Linked DNA regions of Mus musculus: regions 1 and 3 are each linked to region 2. The links are chromatin loops, found by intact Hi-C in ENCODE. Cell type or tissue: heart. All regions are shown on one strand.

Region 1 (8,000 bases), 370 kb before region 2:
CAGAGGGTACAGAAATGAATCTAGGGGTCGGCCCTTGCTGCTTTCTGCATAAATAGCAATGAAGTAGAAGTGTTAAGATAGAGTCCCTTAGCTACATTGCATGTCCATAAGCTACTTACGTAGTCCTGTGGAAAGAATCCATTGAGAGGTCCACAAGCATTTGAACAAGAGGAAGGCCATGGTCTCCATTATATAACATTTATTGGAAATCTGCCTCGTCCCAAGTATTGCACTGAGGTTCTCCATGCATGGTTCCTTCCACCCTTATTCTTTCGCCCCATTGTAGGCACTGCCCTTCCTGCAGTGGAATAGGATCCTTCCAACAGGAAGAGGAGCTCCTTGGGAAACCAACAACCTTGGCCAAGGTCACAGGGCTTACATGTGGTCATGAGGACTGTACCCTCCATCTCTTTCATTCCATACCTTGACTCTTCTGAAAATACCGAAGTGTTTCCAGAAACCCAAAGACGGCTCTCACCTTAGGGTCTGCACGCAGTCATGGTTGACATCAACACACTCAGGAACAAAGATACCAAAGGACCTATGTGTTAATCAGTGCTAAATGTTAAACTTCTGTGGGGTGCAGTCATGACTCAGTTGGTAAAGTGACAGGCTGAGTTCTCAGTCTCCAGAGCTCACATAAGAAGCCAACCTTGGCATAGCAGCACATATGGATTAACCCCCATGCCAGAGAATCGGAAACAGCCAGACCCCTGAAGCTCACTGGTCACCAAGCTTAGCTGATTTATAAGCTTTTTAAATTTGTATTTACTCATTTGTGTCTGTGTATGTGTGTGCACATGCACACAGATGTTCACATTGGCATTCTACACTGTGTGTGTGTGTGTGTGGGGTACTATGTCCATACACATTTACCTACTGAGCCACCTCACCAGCCCCAATGAGCTTTCTGAGAGCCTGTCTCAAAATAAATACATTAATGTTTGTGGGAAGTGGTCAAAGAGAGACAGACAACATATGTGGTCTCCATATATGTGTACATACAAGGGCATATATGCACAGCCTCATATATGTACATGCCTGTACTACCAAGCACACACACTACAGCACACAGAGAAAAAACATTATGAATAAAAGTCAGCAGAACCCAGCCTTTTGGGGGGGGGGCTTGAAGTATAGGAGAAGTGATGGGCTTTAATCACGTGATAGTCTAATATGATGCTCCACTGTTGATAAATAGGTCTCAGGATTTGAAGGCAGAGATCAAAAGCATTTGCTTGGCTTTCTGTACAGAATGAGAGAATTTTGTAGAGGATAGCTGGGTATTGAGGCCCTGCCAGAGGTGGTATTGAGAAAAGCAGTGCCTCTTGTTCTTCTTTTCTTTTTGAGATTATAAGATTACAACATTTCTTCCTTCCTTTTCTTCCTTCCAAATCCTCCCATGTAAATCTCCGTGCTCTCTTTCAAATTCACAGCCTCTTCTTCAGTAATTATTTTTACATACATGTGTGTATACATGTACGTATTCCTAAATATAATGTGTTCAGTCTATATAATGTATGTATACATATGTTTTTCAGAACTGAAAATTTGGCCTCATTGTATCTTATACTAAGGGCCTGTGGGGGTAGGGAACATCATGTTTTGAAGAAAATTTTTTTAAAAAGGGACTTTCTTATGGCTACACAAAAGAATATATATATACACACATATATGTGTGTGTATGTGTGTATGTATGTGTATATATATATATGTATATATATGAATGAAGATCCTATAGAGGATTCATAAAAAATAGGAGAATCTTAAGTTGAACAGTCTCCCATGTATGTACAGATAGATTTACTAATGGTAATAGAAAGGATTTAGTGTGAATAATAGTCCCCCACTTGTTGGTTATAGATAATATGAATATGCTTACATATTTTATATCTAAATTTTCTTGTAAGCCTTTGAAAAGTATGTTGTCTTCACATCTTTGTTTACAAGTAAAGAAATGGAGGCACAGACTGAGTAATTTAGTCCTGTGTCATAGCTCTAGGGGTCCTGATGTTGACCGATATGGACTCCTACCTCTGGCTCTTATAGAGAAAGGAGTGGCTAGAGGGAGCATGGTCAGTGAGTTAAGGTCTTAGTCCTTTAGTATTAGTGAGCAGGAGAATCAAAACTTATGCTCAGTAAAGGTCAGATTCCCAGACCCTCCTCACCCCCTAGGCTCCAGAATCAAAAGGTCTAGACTTTCCTCCATAATCCAGATAGTTCTGACAGGAGCTGTAGAAACAAACATTTAAGGACTACTAATTTACTCTAAGGGTTGGAAAGGGGGATGCCTGGAAGCAAGGGTGGGCAGGTTGTTGTATTTGATATGTGCACTGCGGAGTCTCTTTCTAGTGGCTTCCGTTTTCTCTGTGAAGAAATATAGCATAGTGATACACAGAGCAAATATAGACATGAGTGGGGTAACTGACAGACATGAAAAACTGAGAAGAACCTATCCCTGGGTTAGAACTCCGCCGTCTAAGGAACCGCGGAGTTATTTGTCCATTCTTGCTCTAAGACCCGCTCAAAGTTGTATGCCTGTTCTTCAAGCAACTGGTGAAAGAATTATATCTCTCAAATGGATGACTGGAAGGCCAAGTCTATAAGGGAAGGCTAGATGGAGTGTAAACTAACTCTGCCAAGGACACTGTAGACAGGGAACCAGTAAGACCCCCCACCTCAAGAGGAAAAGATGTATTTATGGCTGAAAAGGAAGTGCACGGGAGACTTGGTTTGTTTACATTGTACATTTGTCTGCACTGGCCATTGTTTTAAAACTTCTTTCCTTCGGTAATTATTTCCCAGAACTTCCTATCGAGCCTTCCAGAATATTGAGATTTACGTCTGAAAAATCAGGACACAAGCAGGGAACATCTGTGGTGTTCAACTTACACAGTGAATGGCTTTTTCCCGGCTCTTACATCACCAGGGATGACAAGCCAACCCACGGAAAGGACGTAAAAGGCTCTAGGGAAAGCATACAAGAGAATTACCCAGATCTGTCATATTTAGTGACACCGGGGGGTGGTCACTTAATGGAAATACCAAAAGTGGACTATACTTAATTTTTCTCAGGTCACTGTCTCTCCCACATGGTGAATCCACAGAGGGAGTCAGTTCTTAAATGCAGGCAATACTTAGCTTTATGCATTCAGTATTTCATAATCCACACAAGTACTACCTAAATGTAATTTTAAATATCACTTCTATTTCCTTTTCCTCACATATAGGTAGCTTCCCTGGCACCTTTTTGCTGGAGAAAGTATGTCCCCCTTTCTCCCTCCAGCCCCACCATGAAAGGGAAAAGTCTATTTTCAAATACAAAGGGAGATACTTCCTACGGCATGAAAGTGAGCTAGATACTAAATGAAGCATCCCAACATCCACCCCTTCATGGGCTTGAAAGAAGAGTGCATTGTGCATTTAGTAAACGCAGCTGGAGGTAGAAAAGCCCTGGAGATATCCAGGAGAAGATGTCCGTGAATTCAGGCCAAGCCAAAGCTGGCTTCCTCAATCTTGTAGGCAGCAAGCCCACCCTTTCGGGAGTGCCTGAGACAAGAGTCTGCAGTGTTTCTCCAGCAAGGAAGCTTCCTGGAGGTCTCCGGTCTCAGCTCTGCACTCATGAGAATCACCAGAGCTCACTTGTCTGGCCTCCTCATCCTGTCAGAAAGAAGGCTGGGAATTCCCTTTTAATCTCAGCAGTTCTGTGTGGAAAAAGAAGAGGAGAAGAAAAAAGAAGTACAAGAAGATACAAAAGGCTATAGAACATATGCATTCACATATATATATATATGTATATATAACACATAGCTAATAACTAATATATAATAAATATCACATGTATATGTAGACATGTGAGAATCTGCTTATCTGTAGGGTAGGTATACTTTTGTATACCATAGGTATCTATGTATATGCATGCTGATTATTTATGTTGTGTAAATATATTATATTATATTATGTATAATTATAATATAAATTATATTGTATATAAATATTGTATTGTACTGTACAATGTATATAAATATAGCATATACACTATGTTATATATACAATGGTACCCTCCTTTTTTTCAATCCTCACTGATCCTGATTTCTCATTATCTCAGAGCCTATATAGTCAAAGGGCTCAAAGGAATTATAATCAAAAACAGAAAAGCAGATGCCCAGCAGGGTGAGCCATTGTCAAAACGTGATATCCAAGGCCAGGCTTAAAAGCTGGTTGGTCCATCCCAGGGTAAATGGGAGCCTGAGGGAAGAAAGGGTTTGGCAGAGCTTCCAGTAGCCTTCCATCTCCAAACACACAAGTTGAACAACCCACGCTGTTCTCGTATTCTTCCTCTAAATGGGAAGAAACACTTATGTTAAGACATCTGTTTTAGCTCCCAAATGCCCTCAGAACACCCTGAACAACCCAGGATCTGCCTGCTTAGGGGAAACAAGGTTGGGGGAGGGAATGCTTGGGACCATTTGGGTGGCAGGCTGTTCCTTCTGTGCTCAAGGGCACCTGCCTGGTCTTTGAAGTTTGGGAAACTTCATCCGTGACACATTGATTTCCATACACTTTGATTCATGGGGACATAAAGAGACAGGAAAAGATAAACTTCTCTCCCTAAAGGGAAAAAAGAAAAAGAGCCGAGAAAGAGGTTGCAAATGTGCGCGTTTGTCCATCATCATGATTAAACTCCTCCCCTAACCAGCAGAACAGGCTGTAAGGAGAACTGTAGGCCCCCTGGAGAAAGGAGAAATCTCTGCTTTATGACAATCACATTGCTAATACGGGTATGTTTGTGATGTGTAAGCCTCCTGAAAGGCCTGAAAAGGTTCCTTTCTAAAAAGCAAAACTCTGGCATTGCCTGTCTGAAAGCCAACATAACCAGCACACCGAAGCTTTTCTTCGTTGTTTTCAGCTTTTCTCACTGGTCTTCGTTGTTTTCTGTCTGAAAAGAACCCCACCAGCCTTTCCCCTCATGACTAGACTGTCTGATTGATGGGACTCGTGTTTAACTAAAGATGTGTCCCCACCCCCATACAAATTCCTGGTATTTCAGCAGTTTTAAATTAACAGTCTCCGGTGGAACTGCATGTTAACAGCTCAATACGACAAAGTGGAAGCCAGGCCTGGAAACTGAGAAGTTATTTGCGGAGGTGGTGCAGGTCTTTAATCCCAGTGCTTGGGGGGCAGAGGCAGTAGAATCTCTGAGTTTGAGGCCAGCTAAACAGAGAAACCCTATCTAGGAAAAGAAAACAACAAACAAAAACTAACAATAACAAAAAAAAACAAAAAAAAAAGGTGACTATGCAGTGAGAATGCTCAGAAAGGACTCTGATAAGCATTTGAGTGGCAGGCACACTTGTTTCTTCAATTCTTCAATTCTTCAATTGTTTCTTCAAGGCTGGTGACAGCAGTTATGTCAAGCTGCTGCCTGCCTTTTTTATGCAGAGTGGGTTTACTGCACACTCTTGGCTGATCTCCATCTATTACTAAACCACTGGTATTTTACTAGCTCCTTCAGAAGCCTTGAAGACCCATGGTTCTCTGTGTTCTCTCTCTTAACATATTTTGCCTCCTGGTCATGAGCACTAAATGAGTTATTACTCTGCCAATTTGGGTGTGTGTGGGCTTCTATTTTAGTGCTAGCCCCTAATAATGGCCACCAAGATAGAAACAATTACAAAAATCAATATTTTTTTCTGCAATTGACTCTGTCTCACCAAGTGAGAAGACAGAGAGACAGAAACACATAGACAGACATTACCAAGTGAGGGGAGAGACAGAGACAGAGAGACAGACAGATAGACAGAAACTTGGCTAATATCCAAGATAAACTAGAGTAGTCAAGACAAGAAATTCTCATTTCTTAATTCACTGAGCATATCCAATAAATCACTCCAAGTCTCTTGAGTATCACATATTGTTTTAAGCTGCTGCCCAACTGGATGCTTTTTGTAGTCTAGAAGCCTCAGGCTCAGCTGGAGTCTAGCTGTCCAAATAGATAAACCATAAAATTGCATCATCATGCTCAAAGAAGATTCCTAAATCAAATTTTCCACTCAGAATACACACTGGGTGAAAAATCTATCCAAAAAATGTCAGTGTAGTCATGAGAGATGTTTTTATTCAGAAGATATACACCCCATTAATCTGTATGTTCTTAAAGCGATATATTTTCTATCTGGCTATCTGATATAAAGAAATATAGTCTATCCAGTCACCATATATAAAGAATTCTCAAATTTGAAAGCTCTGATGTAAGATTCTTTCTGCTTAAGGATAGAATAGTCTCTTGAGGTAATCTCTGGAATGTGACACCTGATTGTCAAAAACCTGAAGAGTTACATAAAATTACCAATTTCCTCTCCAAATCCTTGGAGATTCTGATCCAATAGGACAGAGATCAGGGTCTAGGAATAATTATTTTTAAAAACGGTGAATCGTATGTGGGCAACCAAAAAAAAGCAGGTCAGGTTTCCGTGCGTTTCCTCCTTGATAGAATATAGAATCCCCTGGGACATGAACATCTAGACATTGAGAATTCTGATTGACATGGGATCAATTGAAGATCCTCGATTGAAATGGGAAAACCCATCTTTTTAAAACCTTATTTTTAGTTTTATAATTCAAACATATCACTTCCACACTTCTATGGCCTTTAAAAACAATTATTGTTACATGTGTGTATGATTGATGTATAGATGTATAAATATATAAATGGCATCTGTGGAGAACCCATTTAATTATGGGTGGACCGTTCTGTGGGTCAGGGGATACTAGGTCCTATAAAATGGAGAAAGTGAACTGAGCCAGCAGTCTCTGCTTTCTGACAATATAACCAACTCCCTAAAGCTTTTGCTACTATGACCTCCTCCACCCCCAAACAGAGTGTAGCTGGGAACTGTGAGCCAGAATCAAACTCTTCTCTCTGATGGTGCTTTATTTAGTTGGAGAATTTTATCACAGCAACCGAATGGCAAGTGAGACCCAGTGATGGTTTCCCATGCATGAGGAGAGCTGTGATCATGGGGCGAGTGTGCTGGCTTCAGTGTAAAGAAATGGACTGCCGGTGTGTACTACAAAAGGAATGTCATCATCTAAGTAAGAAAAAAGGTCACAAAATACAAAGTATTCTATGATTTAATTTATACGAACTGCCGGATTAGGCAAGTCTAGCGAGACACAGATGGTATGTCAGGGTTGCCTAAACTTGCAGGGAAAAGCAAAAAGGAGTTTGCAGGAAAGGAAAAAAATGTATTTCTATGTGATATAAGGATTCTATGGTAGGGCCCCAGAATTCTCTAAAATTAATTGTATATTGTTTGCACAACTTTGTGAATGCACTAGAGCCATTACGCTTTTCAGCTTAAATGGCTTCTACGGCATGCGGATTATGATTCAAAGCTGGTTTGTTTTATTTTTTAAGGAAATGCTTAGATAGTTTTGATATACCGACGGTCTTTTAAAAATTGCGGTCATGAATCATTGCTGTCCACAGTGTAGGCTGGGAGTCAGTAAGAACAACGTCACCTGAGAGCTTGCTGCAAAGGAAGAATTCCAAATAGTGGAGTGGAAGAGTCTGCTTCTAAAACAAGAAACAGGTGTTACATACATCATATATGTAACAATAATTAATGAAATAAGGCGATGAAAGTGTGAGGGGGTGGGGGTACATGGGAGGGGCTGGGGGGAGGAGAGGGAAAGGGGGCAATGATGGGTATGCACACAGATGCTTGAGCACAGTGCCAAGTTTCTATTTAAAGCCTTCTCAGAACGCATTCACTTACCTACCCGTCAGATAATCAAATCACGGACTTTGGCCTACTTAATGGCTGAGCCGTATGAACATGCTAGCTAACAGTCACAGTGTGTTCAAATGTCAGAGATATATCAAAGGCATCACAGGCAAAGTCCCAGAGGGAAACGTCTTACAGTTTTCTTTAGCATGTTACAGGAATTGGAAATGATGCTGCTAGACTCTCACTTGAACATATATAAAAGTGCTT
Region 2 (8,000 bases):
ACCTGAATGCTGTCTCTAACTCTAAAGAAAGGCATAGTTATATTTGCACTATGCATTGTGCTCAGGATTGAGATAAGGAATCCAGTGTTTTAGCAATCCACAGAACGACGGTGAGAGTTCTGACTTCAGTTTCTTCATCTACTTTTAGGACAAATAATAAAATGAATACAGTAGGCTAAGTTGTGGGTGGTGGCGCACACCTTTAATCCCAGCACTTATGAGGCAGAGGCAGAGGGATTTCTGAGCTATAGGCCAGCCTGGACTACAGAGAGAGTTCCAGGGCAGCCAGGGCTATACAGAAAAGCCCTGTCTCAAAAGACAAAACAAAACCAAAACCCCCCAAACAACAACAATAACAAAAACCCCAAACCGTCAAAAAACTTTAAGACTACAATTTACCTGAAGGTAACAGGTTTCTTTGTGTGTGTGTGTGGGTGTGGTGTGGTGTGGTGGGGGTGGGGTGTATATGCCTGTAGTTGGCAGTATGTAGGTAAATGTAGAAACCAGAGGTTGAATTCAGGTGTCATTCTGGGAAGCCATCCACTTTGTTTTTTGAGATTAGGTCTCTGACTAGCCTGGAACTTGCTAAGCCGGCAAGATCGTCTGGTCAGTGAACCCTCATATCTGGGCTCTCCTCAGCTTGGATTACTGGCTCTCCCCACCAAACCCAGCTTTATATACAGTTTTTGGGAATTAAGATCCTCCTGTTCACACGGTACACTTTATCTACAGTGTCATCTCTTTAGTCGCAACAAACTCCTTCAATTATATTCCTATTTGAGGAGAGTGGCAAAGAGAATCTGAAATACCCCACCCTGTGTAGCCACATCATAGGTGGCAAATGCTAAAAGCCTATGTATAAATGTGCATGTTAGCAATGGAACTCAGGGTTTCTTTCAAGCATGCTAGCCAAACCTCAACTGCTGAGCTATATTCTAGCCATCTCTGATTCAAAGTCTGATGGCAGAACCATGGTCTATTTCTATGAAAATATTAAGAGTCAAACCAGAATCCTAAAGAAAAGAGTCTTTAAAAAGCCAAAAAACAAACAAACAAACAAAAAAACCAACCAAGTAAACAAAAAACAAAAAACCCAACCCTATATATGTGACTTGATTATAACCAAAATAAAGATTTTGAGGCGATAAACATTCTAAAACCATGACTACATGATAGCCAATACTTTTGCAGAGAATTATTTGGGGGTGGTACAACCAAGGTTTAAAAATATAGACTGGTAACAACTGATTTTTTGTTTGTTTGTTTGTTTGTTTGGTTTGTTTTTTTCGAGACAGGGTTTCTCTGTATAGCCCTGGCTGTCCTGGAACTCACTTTGTAGACCAGGCTGGTCTCGAACTCAGAAATCCACCTGCCTCTGCCTCCCAAGTGCTGGGATTAAAGGCGTGTGCCACCATGCCCAGCTTACAACTGATTTTGGTATCCAAATATTATATCAAAATTTCTGTCAGGCATTAGAGACAGAAGTACAAGCCACAAAGATACCAACAGTTACTTTGTATGCCTTAATTTCTCCTCTATAGTGAGACATTAGAGGATAGCTAAGACTCACCTTAGTGTAGCTTCTATGTGCTAGCCAAACTGCTACAGGCACACACTCCCAGCCCTTTGCCTTTCATAGTCTTACTATATAATTCATGCTAGCCTCAAACTCAAAACCCTCCTGCCCCTGACTCCTGAACTCTAAATTAGAATGTGCCACGATGTTTGGCTTTGCTACTCTAAAGTGAAGTCACTGGTGTTCGACTGGCTTTGTTACATAAAGGCAGCTTCACATTACTCAGGCTAGTGCTCCCCTCTTGTGGATGACTGACTGTTCTACTTAGTGCTCCCCTCTTGTGGATGACACTCCTTCATCACAGTCCCACAAATACCACATAAACTAGCTGATTCTGGTTCTTCTGGGTTACCGTCAAGGGATAAGTACCCTTTTGCTCTAGCTGGTGACAGGCCCACCTTCAGAGCAAACTTGGTTTCTTTGTTTTTTGTTTTTAAAATATGAGTACACTGTTGCTCTCTTCAGACACACCAGAAGAGGGCATCAATCCCATTACAGATGGTTGTGAGCCACCATGTGGTTGCTGGGAATTGAACTCAGGACCTCTGGAAAAGTAGCCAGTGCTCTTAACTGATGAGCCACCTCTCTAGCCCCAAGTCAGGAGTCTTTGCAAAGCTTAAAGGGTACCGGCAGGGGGAGTGAGTCTCAAAAAGAGAAGGAAAACTCTGAGACAGTTTCTAAGTCAGGAGCACTAAAGTCGAGCCTGCTGGTGACTTCCCAAGCTACCTTATCTACAGAATACAAAGTCAGCTCACTGGGACATATGGGGTCAGAGGCATGGGGTGTGTCAAGTTCATTGAAGACTAACTATAGGGAGAGCACTGTGCCAAGTTTTAGCTAGCTAGCTAATGTTTAGATAAATTTAATTGGACAAGTCACTCATTCGTGCAGAAATGCTGAGGGTTTGTGGATGTGAGCACGGTAAGTGCCCAGATCAGCTCCACCACAGACTCGTGCCTTCCCTTCACAGTGAGGGCCTGCTTGCTGCTATGTGGCTCTCGCTGCTGCGTCTTCTCAGAGAAGAACATTCTCACTGGCACTAACTCTGAGAGGACCCTTCATAGCTGCAGGACTGCAGTGCTTCCTGGGGACAGGCAGAACTCCTTTGCGCTAGATTTGCTTCTTGGCATCTACTTGAGTCTATATGTCAGGCTGTGTTTCTTTAAAATTTTACCCACAATACTGAACTAAATGGACAGCGTGGTGTCAGTGTGGTCACAGGCAACACTGTTCTTCCTGCTCTCAGAGCAGGGCTTGTGCTAATCAGCAGCGTTACTGTGATTTGTGTAGAAGAGAGGGCAGACACAGAAGGTAGATGGCTCAAACTGTCTCTGAAACCTTCAGATGCGCAACATATACGGATCATTTTTATAAACAAAATTGTAAGTAGTAGAGATACTTTATTTCTGGGTAATCCATCAAGAGAGTAACATAAACAAAGCAGAGGAACTGCCATTTTTAGGGCAGTACAGTCTTCTCTATGACAGCAGGGTAGTACCCCAGGACAGGGAGCAGGGGATAGGGGGCAGAGGATGGGGGAGAAGGGAGCAGGGAACAGGGTAGGCAGGAGGTAGGGGACAGGGGGGGCAGGAAATAGGGGGGCGGGGGGAAGTGAGCAGGAAACAAGGGGGGCAGGGGTACAGGGAGGGTGAGTTCGACTGAGTTTAAGATATTCCAAGGTAAAACTGTTCTGGAAATGGCTGCTGCTCCCCCTGGTGGTATTTTAGAAACGTAGAAATGACTTTGTATACAGCCTTGCTGTGCTGAAAGGTTAGGCCACCGAGCTCACGCTTTATCCCCGATTCTTTCACTTTGTAAGGAAATAGACTGTGACAAATGGTGCAGCACCGCTTAAGTTAGAGAAAGACTACTTACTGTGGTTGAATCGAAAGAAAGGACATCCACCACGGGGGGAGACGAGCTCTGCAAATCCATCACCTCACGCTTGGGATTAATCTGTGTGCACACATGAATAAGTCAACGGGACATCCTCTGTCATAAGGACCAATACTAAAAAAAGAGAAGTATTTATAATCTATTCTAAAAATAAAGCATATACTCATGGATAAGGCACAGATACTGGCAAAATATGGTTTCACTAAGCCTACCAATGTACACACTATCGACAATGTTGCAGTTAAGCAGGAAATGGCCATTTTCACATTCTAAAAGCAATGCAATTCACCTACAGAGGAATATTAAAATAGAAAGACCCACCTCAAGAGATGCAGAAAATATCCTAGCCAGTACATTAAAACAAGAAAAAGAAATACAATGTTAAGATGTATGAATCAGAGAGGAAATGATAAAGTTTCATTTAAAAACTCAGTGACTACCAATGGAGAGCTAAACAGGACCTACTTCTGAGCCCTCAGCCTCACCAAGAGAACCAAAGAGCACTGCCAGCCCCACTCAACACACAGACCCAAGTGGATTTTAACATGACGTTAAAATACGGACAGTTTCGAAAGTACTGAAGAAAACCCACCAGGAATTCATGGGAAAGACTAAGACTTCATTGACTCGAAAGTTTCAAGTAAACAGAAAGTTGTACTGTGGATGGTTTGGAAGAAGAGCAAGGCGTGGGTGGGAAACAAACACCATAAGATTCAATGGCATCTGTCTATAGACAAGGATGATGGACCGTTTTAAGAACTGGCTAGGTCCACGGATCCCGGCTAGCAAGGGTCGGCAGGAGATATGTAGAACCCAAACGTGATGATCAAACGGTAAAACCAGCAAGAACAAAAAATTTACGGTTATTATTCCAACCAGAGGTGGAGAACAGCATCTGAAAACCCGGAAAAGCAAAAGCTGCAAGCAAGGGGGATGCGTCTGTGATCGATCACGGATGCTGTGGGAGAGCTGTGTCACTGTGAGGATCATTATGAGGTCGAATACCGGAAAAGCAGAATATCTAATATCTGTACGCAAGCTTATACACGGAAATGTAGACAACAGAAATCCCATGGAAAAACAAATCTCAGAAGTGAAACCGTCAGAGGTTCTCTGCAGCAGTGAAAATGGCAAGAAGCACCATTGCTAACACAGGAGTGCTCCATACTGTCAGCAGCGCGCACGGCCCTTTGTAACTGTAGAGACTGCCTGCGAGGTAAAGCCACTGAGACACAAGGCTCCGTACACATATAAATGTGTCAGTTCACGTTATATAAACATCTCAGGGTTTTTTTTTTAAAGATTTATTTATTTATTATATGTAAGTACACTGTAGCTTTCCTCAGATACTCCAGAAGAGGGCATCAGATTTCGTTATGGATGGTTGTGAGCCACCATGTGGTTGCTGGGATTTGAACTCGGGACCTTCGGAAGAGCAGTCGGTGCTCTTAACCACTAAGCCATCTCACCAGCCCTCTCAGGGTTTTTATACGAAATAAAAAGGCAAGTTACAGGAAAACAAACTCAACACAACCCCATTTACCAAGACTTTCTGACCATTCAAAGCTAGAGAGTATTTAATTATAGATTTGAAAATACGTATGCAGTAAAATTGCAGGGAAAGGGGAACGAGTTCCTGGGTCGATGAGCACCTCCAAGAGGAACTACTTCTAAATTCAAAGGCCCCAAGGCAAACCAAAGAAAACACAACCGTTCTCAGTTCTAAGGAGAGAGCCAAAGAGAAGCCAGACAGCAGAGCCAACGGGACAGCACTCAGGGCCAGAAGAAAACCCTAGCTGGCTGCTCAGTGACAAAGGATTTAGAAAGGAAACACAGCTTGACACAGCTGCTCAACAAACACCAAAATAAAAACAAAATACACTTTAGAAAACAAGTCCCAGAGACAGGGTGAGCTAAAAGAGTCCTCCCCATTCCCCCCCCCCCCCCCCATCCCAAGCCTTCCTCCAAACCGGCTAAGCAGAGCCATGGTGCAAATGAGCAGTTGACAAAGGCCAAATTACAAAGAAATCTGGGAAAACCTCGAGGCTGGAGTCTAAGTGCTTTAGAGAGACCCATCTGGGGGAGTTGCTGGACATTGTTCTAACAGTGGGCCGAGCCCTAGGCAAGAAGAGCCGACTGCTGGATTTAAAGCACTCAGGCTTGAGGGGGCGGTGCTGTTGTGACGATTAGATTACTAGATTTAGATATTTGTACATGTGAGTGTGTGCACTCTTACACATGGGACTGCACCATGGCACATGTGTGGAGGTTGAAGGACAATCGGTGAGCTTTGGATTCTTTCTTTCCACCACGTGGATCCCGGGAGTGGACTCAGGTTGGCAGGCTGTGCTGCAGAAGCCTCTCTTTAACTGCTGAGATAGCTTGCTGGCCTGGTTTTGCATTGGGGATCCATCTCACCATGGCTATGCACCGGAAGCTGGCCTCAGTCTAGGTCCCCTTCCCTTTGACTCCCGAGTGTTGGGATTACAGGTGCATGTGCCACCATGCTCAGTCCCCTAGCTGTTGTTTTAGAAATACATCTTATGATTATTCAGCCCACTGTGTGACAGTGGAGGTGCCCGACTCCAAGACACAGTAAAGGGGGGATAGATTTGTGTACAAGAATGATGGAGGACAGCTGGCCCAGTTGGCCAACACGTCTTCCTTCCAGCCATTTTCCAGCAGAAAGCCAACACCTCCTCCACCGTCCCTGTGAAGCAGACGTACATGGGCCTCCTTTATGCCTTTTAGTCTTAGGTGAGGGGCCAGAGAGCCACGGTAGTCTTTTCTCTAGCGCCACCTAGTGCAGGTATAGAGAAGCTCATCAATTTTGCTTTGCTCCTGAAAGAGAAACTGCTCTGAAAGTTTAAGTCCTAACCAAGGAAAGAATAGGCCCCTCCTGTAGAAAATTGTTGACTTCCTACAAGTTTGTAATTTACTTAACTAATAGTGTTTTACTACACTGAAGAACAATTGCTGTCTCATAAACCAAGTGGCCTTGAAATGGGACGGATTGAGAGTTGGGCTCTCATTACCTGAACAGGGGGACAATGGAGAGTTATGAGCGAGAAGGTTGTATAGAATCTTGAAGGTAACCACGCTCCCGACCTAAGGGTCTACATCACCGAAGAGCTCAGGAACGCGCACACTAACATAGTCTGTAATGCTTCCCGAAGGGCAGGGCACGAGCCCTTAAAGCTGGGACCTCAGTGTCTGCTGACAGAACCAGATTTGAGCTCTTATTAAACCGAAGCACGGCAATAGATGGGCAGAGCTGCACAATGAGCCACGGTGCCAGGGCTGCACCTTGGGCACTGCCAGCTACTAGCTTTTGCATCTACTGACCTGAATTTTCATGTGAATAAAAACATTACTGACTTTCAATGGAAGTCATGGAAAAATACTGTACAGGCTTACATGTTCTTCTTCTTATTATTACTAGTGCCACATAAGCGCCTCAAAACAATATGTATACAGTTCAGCTAGAATTAAAATATAGAATTGGTAGACAGGAAATCCTATTTTCACCCTCAATGGTAATGTTTTTAACCTTATTAGCAGATTAAGGGAAACCATGATCTAAGATTTGAGGATTTCTATTCTATTCATCATGACAGAATTTTCACCAATGAACTATAAAATATTTAGTTATATAAAAAGATTGTTCTGTCCTGCTAAGTAACATAGAATTTCATACGTAACCTATAGATGATGTTGCTACTCAAGTGGCCATTCTGAAGTTGAAGGCAATCAAGAGAATGATTTCATTAATGATTTTGACTTCACTGCTCTCCCTGCTAATATTCCGTAAGGCTAGAACAACTATGTGACCCCCCAGTCTCACGAGGATCTATCATGATCCCTTAGGAGGCTTGCTGGGTTCCCCACTGTCTTAGGGTTTTACCATGACCAAGGCAACTCTTATAAAGGACAATGTTTAACTGCTGCTGGCTTACTGGTTCTGATGTTCAGTCCATTATCATCAGAAGTATGGCAGTGTCCAGGCAGGCATAGTGTAGGAGGAGCTGAGAGTGCTACATAAGGTTCCAAAGACAAACCAGGAGGGGGCTCGAGAGATGGCTCAGCGGTTAAGAGCACTGACTGCTCTTCCAGAGGTCCTGAGTTCAATTCCCAGCAACTACATGGTGGCTCACAACCATCTATAATGGGATCTGATGCCCTCTTCTGGTGTGTCTGAAGACAGGTATAGTGTATTCATATATATAAAATAAATAAAAGCAAACAGAAGACTGCTGCTCACAGGCAGCTAGGAGGATGGCCTACAGGGCTATACAGAGAAACCCTGTCTCGAAAAACCAAAAACAAAAAAACAAAAAAACAGCCCACCTGACAGTGACAAACATCCTCCAACAAGGCCAAACCTACCAACAAGGCCACACCTCCAAATAGTGCCATTCCCTGGGCCAAGCATATTCAAACCACCACACCTTCCAAATATGCAAATGAGAAGTAGACTGGACTACATAGGGCAGCGCCATTCAAATGTCATGTGAATACCCTTTGAAGG
Region 3 (8,000 bases), 410 kb before region 2:
CAATATTTTTCAAGGAACCCAGTACTATGCTTACTGCTGTGTGCTCAGGTGATGACATCAACAGGGACATCGCCCGTATAAAGCCTTTTGAATTCTGCCCACCCTCCCTCACAGTTCTCTCCTGACTTTTGCCACATATGCACAGCCTCTATTCCTGGAAAGGCCACTTGCTCTTAAGGACCTCGCAGCAATTTCACTGTAAGATTAAAGACATCGTCAGCCACCTGGGGGCTAATAGAAAGTGTCAGCCGTGCTGGTGGAGTTGCTTCCAGGGCAGCTGATCTCGCAGGACATTTTCCATAGATAGGAGATCAAAGAGCGAGCTGACTCCAAGATGCCCTCCTCCGAGGCCCTCTCTTGACCTTTCGGCTCCCCTTGCCATCTGCTTCCACTCTTGTTTAGTAGTAAGGCAGGTGGCTAAGAAGCACGTTAGTCCAGGATGACACCAATGGCCTGGGGTCATTCATAATGAGTAGTGTGGCCAGCCACCTTCAGCCTTTTTCTTAAACTCTCTCAGATGGTGTTCCAACTGTAGTGAGAAACCAGCTTAACACTTCCCATTGGCATCTTCTGAGAGTAATGAAGTAACCAACCTTTAAAAAACAATAGGCTGGCCAGGTGGTGGTGGTGCATGCCTTTAATCCCAGCACTTGGGGAGGCAAAGGCTGGTGGATGGTCTAGGCCCACATGGTCTACAGAGCGAGCTTCAAAACAGCTACACAGAGAAAACAACAAAGTAACACACACACACACACACACACACACACACAAGATAGGCTGACAAGAAGAAAGAAGATAGAGTGTTCTTGTTCCTTCAGCTCTTTAAAGCATCAGTTGAGCAACAATAACAAAAATAACAATAAAAATCCCGTGGCGGAATGTCTACTCCGAATGAAGAACAACGCAGAGGACAAAAAGAAAAAAGAAAAATCCATTGCTCCATATGAAGGGTCCCCAGAGACCTGTGAGAATTGCTGTCTTATGATGTGCTATTGATTGGTGGCTTGGAGAAAGGAAACGCTTAGGGACATAGAGATTTGTAATCTTATTTTCTTTGGGGAATAGAAAGTACAGAAGGAGAGGAAGCCACCAGAGAGATGAGAATGGAATGATTGGATCTAGAAAAACACCATAGTGGGTTCACTAATCTCAGGTCTCTTATGGGAAGGGGTGGGCACATAAAGTCTGTACGGAGAAGACAATGCTAAGGGATTGGCACATAAAGTCTGTACAGAGAAGACAATGCTAAGGGGTGGTTATGAAAAACTTACTATCTGTGAGGCAAGTCCCCTGTAAATTGTATTCCATAGGAATTTATAGTGCAAATACTAGTGCACATCCTCTCAGCTCTAGTACACACACACACACACACACACACAACACATACACACTTGTACACACATCATTTTAACAGAGGATCAATACCACCTTATAATCACTCTCAGCCGAAGGGCAGACAGGATGTAATTCTGTCATGGTCTGTGAATATGTAAACTCCTATCAGTTGGTCTTGTACATAATTGACATTGCAAATGTTGGATTTTAATTGCAGATTCAAAGTCTTTTTACATTATCAGTCAGTATTCAAGTTAAAGCTTATTTACAAGCATAAGAACTGAGAAAAGAGGTAAGTAAACGTGGGGCATTAATTAATCTATGTAAGTGTTCACCGTAGAAGGGCATTATTTCATTCCTCATAAAGCAGCAATCAAATGCTTTCTGAGATCGTAAGAAATGAATAGATAAAGTTGTGCCTCGTTTAATGACTGAGAACTATGCAAAATAATTGCTTCTCACACCCTAAACAATGAAAGTGAAAGCAGGACACATTATCAAGTCTCCAGGCAGGTATTAACGGTACTTCCAAACACAGGGCACTTGCATTCACTGATGGGGCAATCATTCTCTGCTTTGCAAAAGCGTAGCAGAGCCAAGAACCGCGGCTCACCAGCCAGGTCGAGTTTTGTTCTTCTAACTGGTAATGAACTAATGGGGGCATCACCTGTCTCGTGACACTTAGACTCAGTTAGCAGGGATTTTGCTACATTTTTTTTTCTTCAGATGAGAAAACAGAGGCTCTGCTAAGTCAAATCATTTGTCACCCTGTACACTGGAAGGGAAATCCTAGAGATAGCGTTTCAAACTAAGTCAGTCTTACAGCCAGAACTTATTGCCCTAGCCATTCTGACCCACTGTTTCCTAAGACAGAGGAAAAGATTGCCATACTTCCTTGACAGATTAAATGAGATCACAGCACCTCTCTTTCCGGTGGAATTTCTTCTCACTCACAGAAAAAGCTGACATCTTTCTGAAGGCTTCATAAGAGCTGAACAGCCTCACTGGAGCCTTGCCTCTCTCCCCACTGTCCCCTGTACTGGCTGGCTTTATGTCAACTTGACACAAGCTGGAGTCATTTGAAAGGAAAAGACCTCAGCTGAGGATGGGGATAAATGATAGTCTAGGATGTACTTTACCCCTGAGGACTTTTGTACAGACTACATTAAATAATATAAGGTCTCCCAGCTGTGGTAAAATATCTGGTAAAATGTTTTTATCACATCATTTGCAGATGAATAGGAGCCGTGAAGAACAAGAGGATTCTCATGCAGGGGAAAGGTTCCCTGCAAAGTTAACACCAGAGATGTTTCTTATCATAGCTGGGGGTGCATCTATCAGAGAGAAAGCCAGGGATGCTCTTAAGCATCCTACAAAGTTGCCCATTATCAGCCCCAGAAGTTAATAAAAACCTGATGAGAAACCCTTCTGTCACAACATAGTGAAAATGCCGCTAGCTCAGATGTGAAAACCATTTCCACAATTGCCATGACTCCCCTGAAGTTTTGAAACCCAAGCAGAAACAATACACCATGTTCGTATTCCTTTGCGCTAGACGGTTGATTCTCAACCTATCGGCTGCAAACCCTTTGGGGGTTGAATGACCATTCCACAGGAGTTGCCCAAGACCATTGGAAAACACAGATATTTTACATTACCATTTATAAGAGTAGCAAATTGCAGTTACAAAGTAGCACTGAAAATTTTATGGTTGGGCTTCACCACAACATGAGGAACTGTACGAAAGGGTCGTAGCGTTAGGAAGGCTGAGAACCACTCAACTAGAGGCTTGACCTTAATCTGCCTCCACCACTACCCTTTGGGAGTCAAATCAGATACAGATCTCAGAATCTAGACCTCAGAGCACACCGGCAACTGCGCCTGAAGAATGGTGTGCTGGCCAGTTCAATTCTGCAGCCAGTCCACTAGGGGGCAGAGAAACACTATCAATCGTTCAGCATTTGCCTGCTAGCGTCGGAGAATTTAGTAATGTAAATCTTAATAGGAATGTTAAATTGTTACTGGCCCTTAAAACATTTAAAGATTCTCTGAATATTTTTATTAAGAACATGTATGTCTTTGCAGTCCAGGAGACTGGTTCCAGGATGGACTCGAACTCCCATCGTGTCTGAACTGTGAAATATGGCAGTCATTAAGTTCGCCACTGTGTTAAGTGGAGGTTTAGTAGCCGTTGATGGCATTGTGACTGTGAGGACTATTATTATTTAACTTTAATAACATATTATGAATGTGCTGGTAAAATACTTTCTTTTATAGAGATTTGATTCTACTGTGGGATAATTTGTAGCAAATCAGTTCATGGAATTACATCTACCAGGATATAACCTATCAAAAAGTGAGTATGCACAGAAACTTTACAGTGAACTCCAAACTGGAAAAAAAATAGCATAATTTTGGTATTGAACCAAACTCAACCCAAGAGTCAGTTCTAATATTCCTTATCATGCATACTACAGTAGAGTGGAACTAACAAGAGCGTTATATTACCGGCCTTTGATAATGTAAGATATACATAGATATATCTCTCTCTTATGATTTAAATTTAACAACTGTGGAGATGAACATTATATAAGTCATCTTTAAGGTTGGTCCTGCGACACACACACACACACACACACACACACACACACCATGATTATGACTAATGAGAGTGAAAAATCTCTATCCAAAAACCACTTCAACTTTCCCTAACCTGTATCCACACGCACACATAGAAGTATAAACAAACAAAAAGCTGTTTGGCAAGTGTTTTGGCTTGGATCTGAGTGACGCTGTCAATTCCAGTAAATAAGAAATCCGTGACTCAGAAAGGTTGAAGCATTGTATCAGAAAACCTAGACTTTGGGAGACTGGAGAGAGGCCAATTACCCAAGTCTGATCACGTGCTACGTGGAGGTGAAAGTGGTCTCTGCCAGGTCATTGTCTTGAAGCTCTGGGAAAAATGTATTTTATGTCCTGTATCTCAACTAAGGAAGAGTTGTAAACATTGTAGTCTATGAGTGGACAGAATAGCAGTTACAGCAGTTCCTGGCATGTATTAGCCTGCTAAATATTACTCATAATTATCATATCATTTTAAAGGTAAGCCAATCCAAAGATTCTTTTGTTTTACACTAGATGTGATTTTTCTTTCTAAAGCATTAAAGCACAGTATTTCTAAAAAGAAAGAAAGAAAGAAAGAAAGAAAGAAAGAAAGAAAGAAAGAAAGAAAGAAAGGAAAGAAGGGAGGGAGGGAGGGAGGGAGGGAGGGAGGAAGGAAGGAAGGAAGGAAGGAAGGAAGGAAGGAAGGAAGGAAGGAAGGAAGGAAGGAAGGGGAAAAAAAGAAAAACAATGGACTGAACGTACTGGACTCTATGGGTGTTAAGAGACTTGGGGAATTTGGCTCAATTTCAAAGCTGTCCCAAGACAATCATCATAACCGGGCCACCATCACTCTTCTGCCTTGCTTGTGCCTCCGGATATACCCTCTCCCCCCACCTCCTTTTTATGTAAACAACAGGTGCAAAGACTGGAGGGAGGAGAGAATATTCTTTTTTTCTTTCTTTCTTTTTTTCTGTCTAGCCACCAACACTGGGGTCAGAGTAAGGAGAATCACAACATGCAACAAAGGAAAGACACTTGAAGCCATTGAGAAGCTTCTTCTGGGAAGCTCAGAGCTCATTCAAGATTTGACCGCTTTTGCCAGATTACAAGAAGTTCCACTGGACGCGGAATAATAACTGGTTACTTTTAATTTGTGAGAAGATTGAAGGTCAAAGAAAGTGAAGGATCTAAGCACAGGAGTAACAGAGCAAATAAACCCAGATGGAAATTCTCGTCTTCATGTCAGCTCTGCAACAAACGGTTAATGCCTTGATGTGTTGCCATGGAAACAAGACCCCTATGTCAGGTTGACATTGATTCTAGCAATGGAGAAAGTGCCTTGCATTCTCTTCAACCTTGATTGTATTTCATTCAGAAAAAAAAAAATCTTCATTTTAAGAGATCAGCCCCATATCCTACGAGGACCAAAATACCAATACGGGCAATATGGTAATGTGAAATTCCATTACTGAAAATTTGCAAATTCATTTGTATCACATCTTATTTAATATGGCTTAAAAATGAAAAATTAAAGCCAGGCATGATGGGGCACCCCCTTAACCCCAGCACTCAGGAGACAGAGGAAAGTGGATCTCTTGAGATCATAGTAACAAGAGCTACACAGCAACACCCTGAATCAAAACAAAGAACAAAAGTAAGAATTAAAATATATATAACAAAAAGCAGGAACTACAAAGTCTTCACTAACATTATGCCCTTAGAATTTCCTTCCCTTAAAATATAGCTCAGAAGGGGTCTCTCTAGTGAAGAATTGATGAATAAATGTGTCTTTGCCACATTTAAAAAAAAAAAGGCTGTGAAATGATCAGACTAACAAAACAGGCTAGGCTTGAATGCTGGCCCTGTATCCTTAATCTATGGCCCTAATTCTGGGGATGGAGATACAGATCAGTGACTCAAACCATGCTTAGTATACACAAGGACCTAGATTTAACCCTTGGAACATTTGAACCTAAGTGAATCTATAGTTTCCTATGCCTCCATTTCTCACTGGTAACATAAAGACAATAGGACTTCCTACCTAGTAGGATATTCATGAAGATTAAGTAAGCTAAAACACAGAAATCGCTCTGAGTCTTGGACTCTCCACACTTTAGCTGTCCAAGTCTTTGTTGTAAAGCCAATTACTTTAGAATAGTTATAATTACTTGAAAACTCAAAGAACACCTAATATTGTTTTTAGATGCCCTGTAATTTAAGTAGGTTTGTTTTTTTCCTCCTTTCTGTTTTCTTTTGGGGTGGGAGAAGGGAAAACCTTAAACATAGCTCTGCAAGCACAAAAAGAACACACTTTTATCATCCTATGGGTCACTGAGAGAACAATGTTCCCAGAATGAGGTTGGACTCGCTGAGGAGGGTTTCTGCGGCCCTTTGCTTGGGTTTTCTAGGTCCCGTGCAAAGCATTCTGTTGTATCTGATCACAGCTCAGGCCCAGCTCGAGCGGAAGAACCACCGAGTGATGAGCTGGCTGCCAGGCCCTTTCACTTTAATTGTGGAGCTGGACTAGAAATTACCTAGCAACCACTTGAGTAAATGATAGGGAAAACTTGACAGAGTGGTTTCGCAATCGTAATCAGGCAAACATCTTTACGGTCCCTCTCCTGGCCGTATTTCCGGAGCCCTGTTCATCTGCAAGTCATCAGAATAAGCAGGTCCAATGAAGACTAACAGTGACACAAACACCTCAGAGGGAAGATGCTGAGAAAACACTTGGTCACAAAGACCTTGGGAAAGTAGCCTGCACGTTCGTCGGCGCCTACAAAGACATAGACAGCATTCCATAATGGGATGTCGTGGATGAGAAGTTTTTGTCGTGACACAGAATCAGCATCTTGGACAGATGTAACTGATCCTTAAGAATGCCACTTGAATATTCCTTCTCTTTGCCAGCCACCCAGTGACATGGTTCGGGGTTGGTTCTACCTTGCCCATCTAACTCTCTAAGTGCGTACAGTTGGAAAGTTCTAGGAAGCTGAGCTCAATCCCAGGCACTTCCCTTATAGGCGTGCAGAGACCACAGCATAAACACTTGCGGGAGCAAATTCCAAGTTGCCAAAAGATGATTTAACTACCCCAAATCTATTTACCGAGCAGCAACTAAGTAATGTACATTGGGTTTTGTGCTCAGAGTACAGAATTAAATCAATTTAAGTCCTTGCATTCAATAGCACGTTGCCAGAAGAGACGGCGCTAATGGAAATATAATAAAGCAACATGAAGCCTTTCTGCGTAAGAACGGGGTGCTGTGTGAGTACACAGCTAGCAGTTATAGTACTTAATACTTCTTTCGATATAGCTTTCTGCACATATTGACTTTTCCAAATCTCTTGAGAGCCCTAAAAGAAAACTGGGTGCACAGTGCTTAAGTGACTTACGGTCTTTTGCTATTGCCATCTTAGGACAAATGAGTTACATACTAGGAGAATTAAGGTTTTCTGGAAGGAGACCCAACATGCCATGCTGCTTGAGAAGTGAGTTCGACTCCATTAGACATCACGGAGGAAGAGAACCCCGGGAGAAGAAGGAAGCACACCCCAATATGGACACCATTAACCCTGGCAAGAGTGCTTCAGCAACAGGAATTCTACTTCCGTGTCCTCTTCTACGGCTGTGGAAGCTACAGAGCCAAGAGGTCATCCTCCTTCAGACTACCACTTGTCCTACCACAGACCCCACTTTCTAATCCAGGACCCCAGTAGTTGCCACTTCAGTGGCCTGAGGCCCCATGTGGAATGTCTTAAGACCTCATATTAACCTAGTAGGAGTAAAATGGGGTGCTGTCTACTCATAAAGAATGACCTCTACAGGGATGTGATGCCAACGGCCCCTGGAGGCGCAGGTTCAATACCCACAGACCCACATGCAAATCCTTTTGAGGGGCTGTACAGAGATGGGGTAGAAAGCTAAGGCTGGTGAGTATTCTCTATACTCTCCTAGGTTCTGACACTCTGATACTAAACTCTAGAGTCTACGAATCTCGACTCTAAAGTTAGCTTTAGGAAGCATTTTACAGGTGGCTTGGGTTTTAATCAAAAATAGAG

The links. Hi-C counts contacts between places; a loop is a spot of excess contacts. Peaks named below come from ENCODE experiments on the same cell type or tissue, not always from the same donor. Only the 100,000 strongest peaks of a DNase experiment are listed, where the experiment ranks them.
Region 1: a loop joins it to region 2, with 3 times the contacts of the local background. A loop is called at or near these places in 5 of 42 quality-filtered maps.
Region 3: a loop joins it to region 2, with 7 times the contacts of the local background. A loop is called at or near these places in 27 of 42 quality-filtered maps.

The regions. Positions count from the first base shown.
Region 1 is chr10:99,529,221-99,537,220 of GRCm38, reverse strand. No RefSeq gene overlaps it. Among named protein-coding and RNA genes, the nearest start is that of Gm35035, 73 kb to the right of the region's middle. In heart, a CTCF peak has its summit at 4,147; no DNase peak of the experiment used is centred here; H3K27ac peaks cover 649 bases.
Region 2 is chr10:99,160,401-99,168,400 of GRCm38, reverse strand. Poc1b (POC1 centriolar protein B) reads right to left here. Exons shown (of 12, transcript NM_027740.7): 10 at 3,452-3,532. Among named protein-coding and RNA genes, the nearest start is that of Galnt4, 56 kb to the right of the region's middle. In heart, CTCF peaks have their summits at 1,836 (motif pointing left), 3,300 (motif pointing left) and 6,273 (motif pointing left); a DNase peak (open chromatin) is centred at 1,780; H3K4me3 peaks cover 282 bases; H3K27ac peaks cover 840 bases.
Region 3 is chr10:99,572,714-99,580,713 of GRCm38, reverse strand. No RefSeq gene overlaps it. Among named protein-coding and RNA genes, the nearest start is that of Gm20110, 32 kb to the left of the region's middle. In heart, a CTCF peak has its summit at 3,259 (motif pointing right); no DNase peak of the experiment used is centred here; H3K4me3 peaks cover 453 bases; H3K27ac peaks cover 533 bases.